Regions from separate parts of the Homo sapiens genome. Here region 1 is linked to region 2. Evidence: chromatin loops called from intact Hi-C (ENCODE). Cell type or tissue: heart right ventricle. All regions are shown on one strand. Each heading gives the region's core, and the rest is flanking DNA. Links, peaks and the distances in the headings are about the cores only.

Evidence for each region. Peaks named below come from ENCODE experiments on the same cell type or tissue, not always from the same donor. Only the 100,000 strongest peaks of a DNase experiment are listed, where the experiment ranks them.
Region 1: a loop joins it to region 2, with 8 times the contacts of the local background. A loop is called at or near these places in 5 of 110 quality-filtered maps.

What each region holds. Positions count from the first base shown.
Region 1 is chr10:122,295,517-122,302,343 of GRCh38, forward strand. BTBD16 (BTB domain containing 16) reads left to right here. Exons shown (of 16, transcript NM_144587.5): 8 at 2,252-2,321; 9 at 3,488-3,618. Among named protein-coding and RNA genes, the nearest start is that of BTBD16, 28 kb to the left of the region's middle. In heart right ventricle, for the core only: CTCF peaks have their summits at 3,428 (motif pointing right) and 3,629; a DNase peak (open chromatin) is centred at 3,435; H3K27ac peaks cover 67 bases.
Region 2 is chr10:123,555,934-123,563,711 of GRCh38, forward strand. LINC02641 (long intergenic non-protein coding RNA 2641) reads left to right here. Exons shown (of 12, transcript XR_007062326.1): 11 at 478-4,263; 12 at 5,895-6,280. It overlaps LOC105378530 (a long non-coding RNA gene), which reads right to left and starts at 2,757. Exons shown (of 3, transcript XR_946395.3): 1 at 2,691-2,757. RefSeq lists an enhancer at 2,414-3,132. In heart right ventricle, for the core only: a CTCF peak has its summit at 3,603 (motif pointing left); a DNase peak (open chromatin) is centred at 3,588; H3K27me3 peaks cover 2,219 bases.

The sequences.
Region 1 (6,827 bases), core at 1,068-5,067, 1.3 Mb before region 2:
CCCTCCTGTGTGAAGGATGTGGTATAAATGTGGGAGGCTGCAGGGCAGGGAGGCTGGCTGTTGAGAGGCTATGCAGAGGCTCAGCCGAGAGACCAGGAGGGTCTGAACTAGGCAGGGGAAGTGGGAGCGGGAGGAGGGGCACGCTCAAGAGACAGCCAAGATGCAGGATTGACAGGACTCAGCAGTCTTAGAAGGCAAAATGCCCAGGGGATGACAGCAGCGCCTCATGTTTACTCAGTACAGGTTTCCCCAGTACTCAAGACAACTCCTTCTAATGGGTAGAGTCAGTCTCCCTGTCTGAAGGGCCGATCCTAGCACACAAGGGGGTAGAGTGCCTTGGCCATGACCAGATTATTTATTCACTTATCATTTCTTACCTTGTTCTAGTAAAGGCTTTGAGTGGCTTCCATGAATACATGAAATGAAGCCACAGAACACCAATTTTCTTTTTTTTAAGGAGGAAGAAAAAGATGGAGAAGCTACCATTGTATACTAACTCTAATAACCACACTTTTTTCCTAAGATAGGCCATACATTCAGCTCTGAACTTGCTAGCGGCAGATAAAAAGGGAAACTTGATCAGTGATATTCGATGCAAACTAGATAACAGTTTAAAAAACAATTCACTTGGGAGAAGTACAACTACTATTAGTATGAAAACTGTGGATGTCTTCAGCAGATGACCCCAAGCAACCTAATGGTCAATGTCCTCAAGAATGTCTGTAGAGTAAATGCAATAATAAATCTTATAATGTTTTTTTCTTGGTTTTGGCAAAAGCGGCACACCAAAATGCAACTCAGTAAAAGCTACTCTCCAGGGATGTGGTTGTTGGTGGTAACAAGACCCCATCTGCCTTCTGGTCTGGCCTTATGGAAGGATACATTTTAGAATAAGTGCAAGAGGTACTGGATGTCCTTTAAGCCTCTGCCCATGAGCGGTGTGTATATCAACTGAGTTTAGGACAACCATTGAGTCATAATGAGTTTAAGGTTGTGCTTCCGTATGAGATCCCAGTGGCTACTCTCGGGTGCCCTGCTCAATGAAGTGAACATACTTCAAAGCAATTTTGCTGCAGAGAGGTTAGTATTAGCTGTGAAAGTTCAGTCACTGAAACATCTGTGACCCTACCTGCCACATAGCACGTCTACCACACTCCATTCACCTCGGCTCATGCCCTCCTTGGAGGGAGGCAAGGAACCAGGTAGAAGGAAGTCATGCAAATCAAAGCTAAGGGATTATGTGGAGAGGAGCAATCAGGGAGACTTCCAAGAGGAGGTGATGCTGGAGCTGAGCCCAGACGAACTACAATAGTCAAAGAGGGAGAGAGAGGGGACAGTGTGGAGCAGTGTTAAACAACGGCACTGCAGCTGTGCCAGCCCTGACATTCCTTCAAAGTGTGGCACCTGCTCCTGCCCCAGGGCCTTTGCACATGCTGTTTCCGCTTCTTGGAATGCTGGTCTTTGAATCCCTGGCCTGGCCTGTTCTTTTTCCTCCTCTTTCAGGTTTTAAGTGCCTCTCTTCTGACTTCTGGTCACTTTTCTGATTTAACCACACTAGGCTGAAGTCTCCATCATCTGCCTTCCCATCACACCTTGTTCTTTAACTTTTTAACCCTTAACATGACTGCCAAATGTGGTTATCTGTCTGAAAGTTGACTTAACATGTCACCTCACTGGCCCATCAGTTTTGTTCTTTGCACACCAAGGACCTCTCCAGGTGCCTAGCACACGGTATGTGTTCAATGAATAGATCCTTCATGGGTGGGTGAGCCAAATCAACAGGTCCTAGTCATGAGCTCGCAGAGACCTTCATCTGAGAGCTGCTCTTTGATTCCATTTGTGCACAGAGAGGAATGGGACTTGAGGCCCCTCTGGTGGCACCATAAGGGTCTGTACAGGAAGACAGTCCTCAGGCAGGGGGATGACCAGATGGCTATGTTGGCTAAAATCAAACCTCATCTCAGCACCTGGTGGCACTTCAGCTTTGAGCAATAATCCTTGTTCCCTGCTATAGGGTTACTTTGTTTTCTCCTGAAGGATTTGATTTCTGGCCTCATCTCCCAGCCCAGAGCTATTTCTAACAAGCCATGTTGGTCTTGTCCTCTGGCCAAATGTCCATACCCCTAAAGCGAGGCTCCCTTCCGTTCAAAAGTCTGCTGCTGTCCTGGAGTTGAATGAGAATCTCTGGGACTTTCCGCTTCTCCAAAAGCAGTGTGGGGTTCCTCCAGAAACTGCAGTTCTCTCTCTCCAGGTGCGTGGATGTGATGATAGCCAGACTCAAGCCAAGCACCATCAAGAAATTCTACGAGGCCGGCTGCAAGGTGAGAACAACCCAGACGGGGCACATCGCCCCTTGGGGGGGCCTTCAGGAGCAGCCTAGATGCTGGGATTTTACCCACCAGGCCTACTTCCCCCCAGAATATCTATTTGAAGTCATCAAATATTTTATTTTGCCACATGAACACATTTGTGTGTTTTTTTTTTTAAACCATCATTTTATTTTTTTAAAGGATGTTTTAACACCAAAAAAATAGAAAGACTTTAATCTTAGATGGGGGAAGAAGCAGCATAGCCTTTCTCACCGAAACAGCCGAAGACCTTCCAGAACATTCTTGCTGGAGTTGTGAGGTCTAGATTCACCTGGGTCTAATCAGTGTGTCAGGGTTAGGAATAAATGATAGAATCCAACCTCATTCTCAGAGGAGAAAACAGAGCCAAGGAGGGCAGCAGCCTGCCCAGGGGAACCAGCTGGGTCCAAAGCCCAGGCCTCCTGACTTCAGCTCTCTCTGTATGGCCACCAGTGACCTGGGGGGGGATACCAAGCAGCATGCCACAGTTCTCCCATCATCGCGTCCTCCCCTTCGCCCCACTGGTAATTCCAAGGCCACTTGTGGTGGAAACTGCATCCTGGTCAGCATTTCTCAGCAATGCTTGGGCTGCAGAAGGACCCCAGGCCCAGAAGCTATTCGAGGTGTACTGAAGCTCTCTCAAGGTCCCTGGCTCTAAGACGCCTTTTCCACTTTCTCTGCCCTTCAATTCCTGCTTTTTGGGTGTGTTCATAGCCTCAGAACTCCTGCGAGGTACACCCCTTGGGCCCTCCATGATCAGCCACTGACTTGAACTAGTGGGCAAAGCCTATGGTCAGGTTGCCTGGGTTTGCATCCGGCTCTGCCACTTACGAGTTGTGTGACGACAGGCAAGAGCAGGAACCTGGGAGCGTCAGTTTCCCCACCGGTGACCTAGGGATAACAGTGAACCCACCTCATAGGTTTTCGCTGAGGATTGATTTAAATCAACTGAGTGCAGCGCCTCGAGCATAGAAAACACTTAGAAAAGGTATCTGCTGTAATTCATGTATTTTGTAGAAAAGGTTTGAGCGCCTCTGCAGTGACTCTCCCTCTGAGCACACGTGTAGTGTCGTCTCAGGCCAGCAGAGGGTGCCAAGAGCTCAGGACTTCCTTCATCAACTGGCTTTTTTTTGTCTTAGTACAAGGAAGAGCAGCTCACCACCGGCTGCGAGAAGTGGCTGGAAATGAACTTGGTTCCTCTAGGGGGGACGCAGATCCACCTCCACAAAATCCCACAGGACCTGCTCCACAAAGTGCTGAAGTCCCCCAGGTCAGAGCTGGCTCCCAGGGTGCGGCCCCTGAGAGGGGGATGGGAGAAAGTAGGGGCCAGGCTGGGGAGGGAGGTGCTCTGATGGAGGCTGCACCCCCACCTTAAGCTTCCTGCCCTCCTGGACAGCTGAGCCTTGGCTGGGGCTGGAACTCAGGGTGCTGTGTGTGGGGCTGGGGAGAGGGCTCCCTTCTCGCTCCTTCTTGTGGGTAGGAACCCTCTGAGTACCTGCTGTCTCAGGTATTTTCACCTGGGTGCGAAAAATGAAAGACTTAATTACCTAAGTAATTTTTAGAAAAAATCCTGACAACATCAATGCACATTCATTTTAGAAAATGAAATCTCTCACCCTAAATCAGCTTACATCTCCGGCGCTGGCACCTCTGCTGAATAACTCTACACCCACGTATCTGATCGCCTGCTTGACCTCTCTGACAATTAAGATTAAAAGCCATCTCTCGGTGCCCCTGCCCTGTCCTGCACCCCAACCCTGCCCCCAGTGTTCCTCCACCATCTGACTAGCGGATCAAGCTAGACCCTTGATAGTCCTGGACGCCACTTTGACCATACCCCAACCCTGAGGTCATTTCTACTTCCAAATCAAGTCCAGCGCTATGGGCCTCGCTCCATGGGTAGCAGCCCCAGCCCAAGATCGGAGGTCCAATGTCTCTTATTTTGGACCAAGGTGACCTCTAACTGTCTTGCTTCTGGTCTGGACCCCCTTCTAATCGCATCTCTAGCCAACAGCCTTTGCCTCTGGTGACCTGGCTCCTTCAACTCACACAGCATAAGTGCAGCCACGGGGCCCCCCCTGAAACTTCCCTGATGAACACCTCCCCATACCGGGCCTTGGTTCATGCCCATCCTCCTACCTGAAATGCCTGTCCCCTGCCAGGCTCCTTCTCCCTTACAGAAATTCATGGAGATGTTTCCCAATGCCGGGCTTTTTAGGTTATTTCTAATGTTTTACCAATATAAATAGCACACTGGTGAACATCCTTCAACATTTGTCTTCATCTCAGATTCTTTCCCACATTAAATTCCTAGAAATGAAGTTACTAAGTCAAAAGAACTTTCTATTTTGTGTTAGTCTCTTAAACATTTTTATTTGAAAATAATTTCAAATTTAACGTTGCAAGAATAATGCATAGAATATATACAATATATAATGCATAGAATATATGCAATAATGCATAGAATATATATTCTATGCAAAGAATATTTGCATAGAATATATACACAATAATGCATAAAATATATAGTTACACCCAGTACTGCCAATCACCCTAGAGTTCAATTTCTGCCCTGCTTGCTATATCATCTGCGTCTCTACGTGTATCTACATATACACTTGTTTTTTCTGAACTATTAATATTAGGGAGTAATTTGCGTTTATTAAGTTCCTTTACTCCACATGCTTCAGTGTTTATTTCCTAAGAAAAAGAATTTTTGAAAAATATAACTATAGTGCAGTTATCAACTTTAAGAAATTTACATTGATGTAATACTTTAATGTCATTTGCCCAATACTGCCTTTTATAGCATTTTTTCTTTCTTCAGTGCTGTTTAGGACCACTTAGTTGTCATATCTCTTTAGGACTCTATTTAAAAGGATCTTGGTACCCATTTCCAAGTTACCAAAATTTTATTACCTCTGAGTAAATTTCAAAAGTGAAAACTAAATTATGCTGAAAATCCTAGTAGAATATTAGAAAATGAGGGTTTACTCATGTGTATGTGTGGAAAGTGTTCTGATTTCAGAAATTAGATTTGGAAAGATTTATTCTACTGTTGATGTGAATTGGCTATGTAGCATGCAATGCCCTCACGTTTACAGAGATGGGAGGCAGGTAGAACAGAGTTCTGGGACAGAGGGAAGGAGACCATATTCTCTAGGAAGCCTCCAGGAGTCCCAGCCTCATGCCAGCCCAGGGCACTGGCTCACTCCTAAAGTCATTCCGTGGTGTTCTCTGCTTTTCCCCACTCAGGTGCTCCCCCACTCCCCAGCGGAGCAAAGGTTGCGCAATTGTTGAGGAAAAGATAAACATGGCATCCCTTAGACTTTTCATAACATTGTCCCTCCCTTGGAAAGGCTGAGCTGTCACACCCTGGCAGCATTAACCAAGAAAGGAGAAAAAAATGTCTGACCACAACCGGAAGGTTAGCGGTGGGATAAGCCTGACAAACGTATGCTGGGCAGAAAAAGAGGTCAAGAGCATTACGTGTCAAGTGTCTAGACTCATCAGCTTGGCAGACATGACTGATGTGGAAAATGGGTCCTGCTCCTCCGGCCCCTCCCCAGGAGCTGTCTGCACAGACAGTCCAGGGCTATCACTGAAGGGAAAAGAGCCCTGTGTGGCTTCAGGCATGTCATCAGCCATGTGCCCACGCTGACCACTCCCCAGGCTCTGCCCACATCTTCTGAGGTTGATCTCCAGTGGCTGCCTTTGTTAAAGCTTGAGGGAGGTGGGAAACGGTTCAGGAAGAGGGGGGCTTGTTAGAAGTTTCACTGGCTAGGGCTTCTCATATTAGGGTGCTTGTGAGTTTCAGGCTGCTGGCCGGTGGATTTGGCACCATGACCCACAGCTGTTTCAGAATGCACCTTTCTCCAACTAACATTTTGGTGTGTGCTGTGTGCTATGTGCACTCTCCCTTTCTATCCCCACCACCCCACGTGGTGGTCACAGTTATTATCCCTGATATAAGAGGGCTAACGATGGGCAGGGCAGGGCCTCCACTGGCTCCAAAGTCCACGTCTTGCCCTGTGTGCTGCACCCCTCGTCGTTGGTCATGGAGGCCAAGGCTACCAGCAACTAAAAGGACATAGTGAGAACCGAGTGGTCCCAAGGAGTCACGTGGCCCCGGAGTGGGATGTGTGGAAATGCAGACTCCAAGGTCAGGGGTGGAGTGGCCCTTGGCTTGACTTATCAGCCCCTCCAGCTGTGGGGCCAATTCCCTGTTTGTGGTCACATGTGTTTGGAACAACGTCCATTTCTCAGCAGATGCTGCAGCTTCTGGGCCATTCAGCCGTCTCCATCTGAAGTCCCTCGAGCTCATCTTCCTTCAGCTTTTGCTTTCCATTTTGTAAACCACCTGGGGTAAAATATGCAACAGTTTTCCTGACCTCCTGGGCCTCCAGTCTAAATTTATTTGCCTGGCATTTGGTTTCCAGTTAATTTTCTTCTTATAGGTCACTGTTGGGTTACACTGTT
Region 2 (7,778 bases), core at 1,681-5,680:
GAGGGTGATCACTCTGCTCCGTCATCGCATTCCATCATTTACCGCTTCAAACTGTCCTGTTTAAACCTCTTCTCTTCCTACCCAGAGATGGACCTCCACATTTACTTCAAGGGCTGATGAGCAAACCACCGTCTCCACCTGCCTCCTGCGCAGGTGCCCCAGGGGCTTGCACTGTCCCCATGCACTCACTACGTACTCACGGGGAGACACTCCTGGGGCACCCAGCACCTGCCCAGTGCAGTGCCTGTCCAGGGCTGGGGTCAGGGACCGAGATACCTTTGCAGAATAGTGCTTGGTTTGAGTTGTCCCCAGGTACAGAGGGAGGTCAGGAGACAGGAGAATGGCAGGAGGGAGGCTGGCGAGGAGCCAGGGCCTGGTCCAGGGCTGGTGCCAACCTCAGAGTGTGAACCGCATGCTGTGGGCCTTTGGAGGCTTAGAAGCCATGGGGGAAGTGACCCAGGCCTCTGCTGATTCCAGGTTCCCAAAGACACAGCTGACAAGCCTCACCCTGAAAGGGGCTTCTTTGAGGGTTGAGAAGAACAAAGCGGGAGGAACTGTTTTGTCTTCGTGGCTGAAAAGATTTGCAGCCCCAAAGGAGCAGCAATGCACAGCTCATCCGAGAAAGCATAAACCGCTGAGAACATTCTCCCCTTCCGAGGGTCCTTTGAAAATGAACAAGCCCCAGTGTACCGGAAACACAGTGCAGACCCCTGGATGCCACCTTGTAAACAGGGCCGGGGGCATGTCCAGCTCTGCTCTACAACAATCGCCCTGTGTTGTGGGGGAGTGTGGACAGACCCCATGCTCCCGTTCACTGGAAGGCAAGCGAGAGTTAAGTTTCCTGGACTTCTTCTGAGCACCATTATCCGGGGGTAGCGGGCGTAGCCTCCAGAGCCTTGGCCTGTGCAGGTGTTTGCCCCGCACTTGACACTCCCCAACCGGGTGACGTCTCAGGTGTCCGAGGGGGAACTCCATTCCTGCAGCCCCACCAGGCTCGCCGAAAGCCTGGGCACCAGCATGCCTCGGGGAGGGCTGAGCCCCAGGCCCGGGAAGGGGTGCCTAGCTGACCCTGGCGTGTGTGTCCTCCTGGCTCACCTGGGGCACCCTGCCTCCCTGTTGGTGTTGTTCTGTCCAGCTCTGTGACCGCCCCACTCTCAACAATGAGGCGGCCTGTGGTCCTCACTGGCCAAATGGACTCTCCTCTGGGAGTTTGAATCTGTAGCAGCCACCCAGAGAAGGAGGGTGGGTGGACTCCCAGGAGCTCCCAGCCCTCTGAAGCCCAGTTTCATCATGGACTATCCAGTATCCTCCCAACATTTGCCTTAAGTTTCCACCAAGAATCTTAAATGGAACAGAAGATTTGGGGCAATGACATCCACCAGGGTGTCTCTCAGAAACATGCTGATGGGACCATGGAGGGCCTCATGGAGGCGGGGTCTTTTCCTCTGGGCTCTGACAGATAAAGGCATTGAGAGGTGAAGTAGGGAGGGGGTAACGCTGCTGCCAGGTGGGAAGATGGGGCCCCAGCAGTTGCTGGCTCCTCCGTGCAGTCCCCTGACCTCCTGCCAGAAGGGGGGCAAGGGGGGAGCCCTCCTGAGCCAGGGGCCATGCTTGGTGTGTCTCCTTTGACTGAAGTCACAGGACTGTTCCACCCAGAACAGCAGGGTTGGGGGAGCCTGGGCACCAGCATGTCTTGGGAGGGCTGAGCCCCAGGCCAGGGCAGGGGTGCCCCATGTCACCATCCCTCAGCCCAGCATGGCAGACTGACCATTTGCCTCAGTTTCTCTAATGCCATCTGCTCTTCACCTGAGTCAAGGGGATAAACAATTTAGAAAAACAAAGCCCCCGAAAAATGCAATCTCAGCATTAGGCATGGTGTTATAATAGAGACAGCATACAAGAGACTGAATTCTAGAAGCTGCAATCAACAGGCCGACTCCCTCCCCAGGGGCATCAGGGGCTGCCGGGGGTATCTTGGGCCCACTTACGCACGGGCATTTCAGGGGTCACAGGAGGTGAAAAAGCAGGCTTGGCTTCAGGTTTAAGGACCAAGAGAGACTCACCATGCTGTTGCCCCAAATGGTCACTTTCAAACCCACCAGTGTCCTCCAAAAAAGCTGCTTATATTTTTAAACACCAGGGTCAAATGTTTTAACAATAAATTCTTGTCCCGCAGTGAATAATTTGCTTTAGTTTCTGTGGGATTAGTAGTCATGGAAAGCTAGAGCTTTCCTTGCCTGTACTAACTGTCACTTCTGATGCACTAAGGACAGGATTAGGTACAGCCAGATGACATTTATATACAACAATTTTTCTGCTAATAAAATACCCTACAGATTCTTATGCAGCCCCAGCTTCACATGTCAGAGACTGAAAATAGCTCTAATCCTGACTCTCCCTCCACCCCCAGAATGAGAAGAGCATCTTTTTAACCCCCATTTAACAGTAGAGGAAGCCGAGGTTCAGAGATGGCAGCAGGGAGATCCCTGACTCCCATGGCCAGCCGAACAGGGACTGAAACCCAGGTCTACCCTCGGGGAGGTGACAGGCACCCTCCCACCCTCCTCCCTCTTTCCTTTGAAGGTTCAGTTCCAGATCTTGCCCTGGGTTGAAGCAAGAGATAGTTAAAAAAAAAAAAAAAAAAAAGAGTAAGATGAGGCCTCACCATTCCCAGAACACACTTAGCTTACATTTTCAGGTGTTGGAAGCCCCGGAGCCTCACAGGGGACCACGCCCACTGCCAGGAGCTGCAGCGATTCCCCTTTTGTGGTCAGGGAGGCCGTGGAGCCCTGGGTGACCCTGTGACTTCCCAGGCTGCAGGTGGGATTGAGCCAGGCACTGCGCACGCAGCACTGTGAGCCGCTGGCCCAGGCCAGGCTCCAGAGATGGGAGCTCCGCGGGTTCACAGTCGTCTGTGACAGCAGAGCTGAGGGGAGGACGCAGACCCTGGCCTGACCTTGGGCTACCTCTCAGGGTTAGGCCACTGCCTCTGCTGCAGACCCAGGCGGCGCCCAAAGCCTGGGCGTCCCTCCGCTGCAGTGAAAGGGAAAAGAAAACCGGGCTGCGGTAATGCCTGGAGCCAAAATCTCAGGGAGAAGCCCAGCTCCCGACACCTACCCTCTTAAAGTGCAGTTGGATTGAATGAGGCTAAAGGAAGTAACAGGAACCCCGGCCTGGAGGAAGGAGCACGTGCTATGGGCCTCAGAGGGTGGCAGAGGAGGTCTGCAGGGGCGAGAATCTCGGACAGAGCCGAGGCACAGGTGAGCGGTGCCCGGCACAGCAGCCTGGTAGATGGGATCGGGGCGGACAGCGGGGGAGAGCGGAGAGGGGTCCGCCTGGGTTCACACCCCAACACCCACCAGGAGCCCCTGGGAACCAGTCAGGCCCCCAGCCCAATCCCAGTTTCCCCAGGCCACTGCTGGAACAAAAAGCCTCACTGCAGACAATGGGCCCTTTCTGTAGATGCCCGCTCGGGGCTGGGCACAATCGCCGATTCATAAGCCAGGCAAGGCCCCACAATACCCAGGCTGTGTCCAAGAAGGACACCGACGGGAACTCGGAGAGGCCAGTGTCTTTGGTGGGGAAAGGCTGCTCCCTGGTGGTCCACAGGGGCAGTGCGCATGACCAGGGCTCCCAGACTTCAGGCAAGGATGATGGCGGAGAGACACGGCTTAGAAGTCATCCCACCATATGGACGGGGAAACTGAGGCCCAGAGACATGCAGAGACTTGGCTCGGACTGTTTTCTTCAATGTGAGATAGGATTTGAAGGGGGAAAGTGAAGGAGTTATTTCACCTGATGTGTTAAGTGCGGAGTGAGGTAGGTGGGATTTAGAGGGGAAAGCGAAGAAGGAGTTATTTCACTCAAAGTGCGGAGTGACGAAGATGAAGGAACACGAGGTAGCCGGGCAGTGGGTGCTGAGTTGGCTGACACTGGCTTCCTTCCAGAGCGCAGGGGTGCATCCTTCCGAACCTCGCATTCAGTGACGTCACCTTGGTGATTTGAAGTAGGCCCTGGTGGAAGTATTTACACCATGGACATCAGCAAATGCAACCAAGACCTCCCGCTACCCTGGAGAGCTGGGTTTAAGACATTTGCCAGCACACCACTGCCCAGGGACCAGTCTCAGCTCCAGAGCTGTGGGTTATTGGTAAAGGATGTGATTTCATTGAGCCTCAGTTTCTGTATCTGTAAAGCAGGAATCTATCACTTATGAAATATCCTGTGCAGGCACAATCTTAGGTGTGGAGGATACAATACAACGTAAGTAAGATAAAAGTATCCACCTGTGTGGAGCTTGTATTTTGGTGGGGAGACAAACAAGGGAACTATAATGATATGTCATGTCATAATACATGCAATGATGACAAAGCCAGGTGAAAAGGCGATGATGGTCATTAAGTTCAAGATGGGGAGGGGTTGGGGTGAGGGCTGGCCTGTCTGAGGAGGGGCATTTGCAGTGCTGGAGCAAGCCATGGAGGACAGGAATTGCTCCAGTCAGAGGAACAGCAAGGACAAGGGGCCCAAGACGGCATGTACTAGAGGCTCCACGCATAGAAAAAGCCAGCCATCCCCAGCGCTGTAACTGAGTGGCCAGTGGTGGGAGGTGAGGTCACAGACGCGGAGGGGGCATACATGGGGTGAGCGTTTCAGTCTCAAAGTATGGACAGCCCCAGGGGCTTTTGCAGAACAAAGTGATAAGATCTGATTTGCCATTTAAAATAATCCTTCTGAGTTCCTGTGGGGTAAAAGACTGGAGAGGAGGGTGTGTGAGGTGGGGCCAGGAGCCCAGGGAGCTAGGTCGGGGCCCCTCTGCTAAGTGAACAGGGGAGAACAGTGCCTTGTGGTTTCCTGACATTTAAAGTGGAGGCTTTAAGGTACATGGGTGCCTCACATCTTCAGGCATTCCAGACGCCGCTTCCTCCCGCTCCTGATTGTACAATAACCTTTACCCTCTGTGGGGTATCATTCTGTGTGCATTCATCCTCATCTGGGTCATGTCTCCCACTTACTTGGTGACGACCTGGGGCTTAGAGATACTGTGGAGCCTGCTCAGGGGACACAGCCAGTGAGCAGACACTCAGTCTCTCAGGTTCCAGGCCAGTGGGGCGTGGTCTTGGAGGGTCTGGCTGGTCAGAGTCCCTAATCAGCACCCAGCTCTGGGCTTCCTTTCCACACCTCCCATGCCTCTCTCCATGCAGCTCTTTCCCCAGCTACTGAGACCTTCTGGGCCCTTTCCCTCATCACCGCTCCCTGCCTAGGACCCTTCCAACTTCCTCAATTTCCAACAGGAGTGAATAATCAGGAGGCTTCCTCCTGGGGGATGCCTTTACCTGGATGGGCCTGCCTCAGGCTGTTCTACCTGAATCCATTAACTCCTGAACCATAAACCACAAATTCCCCAGGGCAGGAGTCGTGTTCATCTCTGTGGACTTGAGGGTCTGGCCCTGAGTAGCGGCTTGCACGTGTTGTTAGCAATAATGACAGCTGGGCTTATGATGCAGGTACTGTGTCACGCAAGGTGCTGAGTGCTTTACCTGTGGTGTCTTATTTGACCTTCACAAGCACCCTGAGAGGAAGTTAAGGATATTATCCTTTTCAGCACTGGGTACGTTATTTGTTGGGGACAATGCAAGATAAAAATGTGGAGCCCCTTGTTAAAGATTGTTAAGAATTATTAACAAATTATTTAAAATTTATTAAGAATTTCAACAGCAGAGCATTCAAGCAAGCATGGGTCCATCTAAGTATGACTGTGCAGGTTGAATGCCTATGAAGTAAACTCTGTCCCCATTTTAAGATGAAGAAACTGAGGCTCAAGGAGGTTAAGTAATGTCCCTGGGGGTCATGCAACTAGGAAACAGCAAAGTTGAGATCTGTGTTCTTTATTACAGTCTTTGTAATAGTTAATTTTATGCATCAACTTGACTGGATCACAGTGTGCCCAGATATTTGATCAAACATTATTCTGAGTGTTTCCGTGACAATGTTTTTGGATACAATCAACATTTATTTAATTGGTTGAAGACCTGAATAGAACAAAGAGTTCAATTCTCTCAAGTAAGAGAATTCCTCCTGTCTGACTACTTCAGAATTGGGACATTGGCTTTTTCCTGCCTCTACACTACAACTACACCATCAAGCCTTCAGACATGGAAAGGAACCACACTATTGGCTCTCCTCGGTCTTCAGCTTGCCAACTCAATGCAGATCTTTGCATTTGTCAGCCTTATAACCATGTGAGCTAATTCCCTAAAATAAATGTCCTCATTTAAATGTATTTCCTATTGCTGTTTCTCTAGAGAACTCTAATACAACCCCATACAAAAGTACACCACACTAGAAGAATTGGGTTAAATCGAATTACAAAAAAAAGAAGAAGATTAAACTCATATGCTCATAATTTGGGACTTTCATGTTTGTAATTATCTGCTAAATTCCCTCAATGGCCCATTTCATAGAAGAGCAGAACTCCATGGCTCCTAAGACTCTATGTGCCCCTCAGTCTGTTGCCACCAGGCCTCTTCTCTTGCAACTCTCATGCTCATTGACACATTCCAGCCATGCTGGCCTCCTTGATACTCCTCAACAGGCCAGGCAGGTCCTGCCTCAGGGCCTTTGCATGTGCTGTGCCTCTGCTTGGACTGCTCTTCTCCCACATCTCCACATGGCTGCCTCCCTCCCTCCCATCTTTACTAAGCTGCTGCCTTCCTTGGGAGCTCATTCTGGCCTCTCCATCTCATATGCTCCACCCCTTCACCAGGCTCCCCATCCCCCCTGCCGCCTAGCTCTTATCACCACCTGAGAGGACAGATTTCACTTCTTTTTCTTGTTATTTGTAAGCTCTATCTCCAAGACCTAGAACAGCGGTAAACATGGGAAGTAATTATTTGTGCATAATTAAACAGTTGAGGAAGGGACCTTGGCCCAAACTGATGATGCTGTTTCGAGTGTGCACCCTTCTGCTGGCCCATATCTGCTGGCCCAGCCTGGAGACCAGGAAGCTGCCCAAGGTGATTGAGTCACTCGAACAGCTGCCCCTGCCAGGGAAGGAATGTGCCAGATTCCACTCCCCCAGCATCCTCCAGGGCCCCAGTACTGGAAGGCAAGGCTGCCTCCAGGTCCTGATAATCATAGACTCCTGAGAACTAAAGACCAGCCTGGCTCTGGGAAGAGTCTTAGACCCCTACACACCTGGGGATGTTCTAAGGTCTTTCTAGCTACAAAAGAGTCCGTCTCCTATGTCCTATGAAAGACCCTCCCCAAGGGCTGTAGGACTTTGAGGGTGGGTTTTTAGCTTCCTGGTCTAGCGCTGCCCATGCCAAAGGACCTTGATCTTGTTCTCCAAGAAACACTGGACCAGTCCTTTTCAGTAGGCCCAGGTACTCGCTCCTCTGTGTCTGGGAGACCTGGGCCTCGCCCCTTGGACCCAAAATGGCAAGAAGAGGCAGCTCTGCAGTGCCTTTGATGTTGCAATGTCATCTTACCGGCAGTCCCTGTAGACATGCAGTATTGGCCTGCACCATCAACTCCTGCCTGCCAAAGGGCATGTGGCTTGGGACTGGTTTGCAGGCACTGAGCCTATGATGGGACATTGGGCTCGGTCTCCTTGTTGGGTCTGTTTTCCCAGACCATACTCCAAGTTTCTGAGTCCCCCTACTCATTCTGTCTGTCCTGCCCTTCCTGGCTCTGTGGTCGCTGGAGAGGAGAGGGCACGCCTCAGAATGCCAGCACCAGAGGGGCCTGCAGGATCTTCCAGCCCACAGGAATCCCAGGCC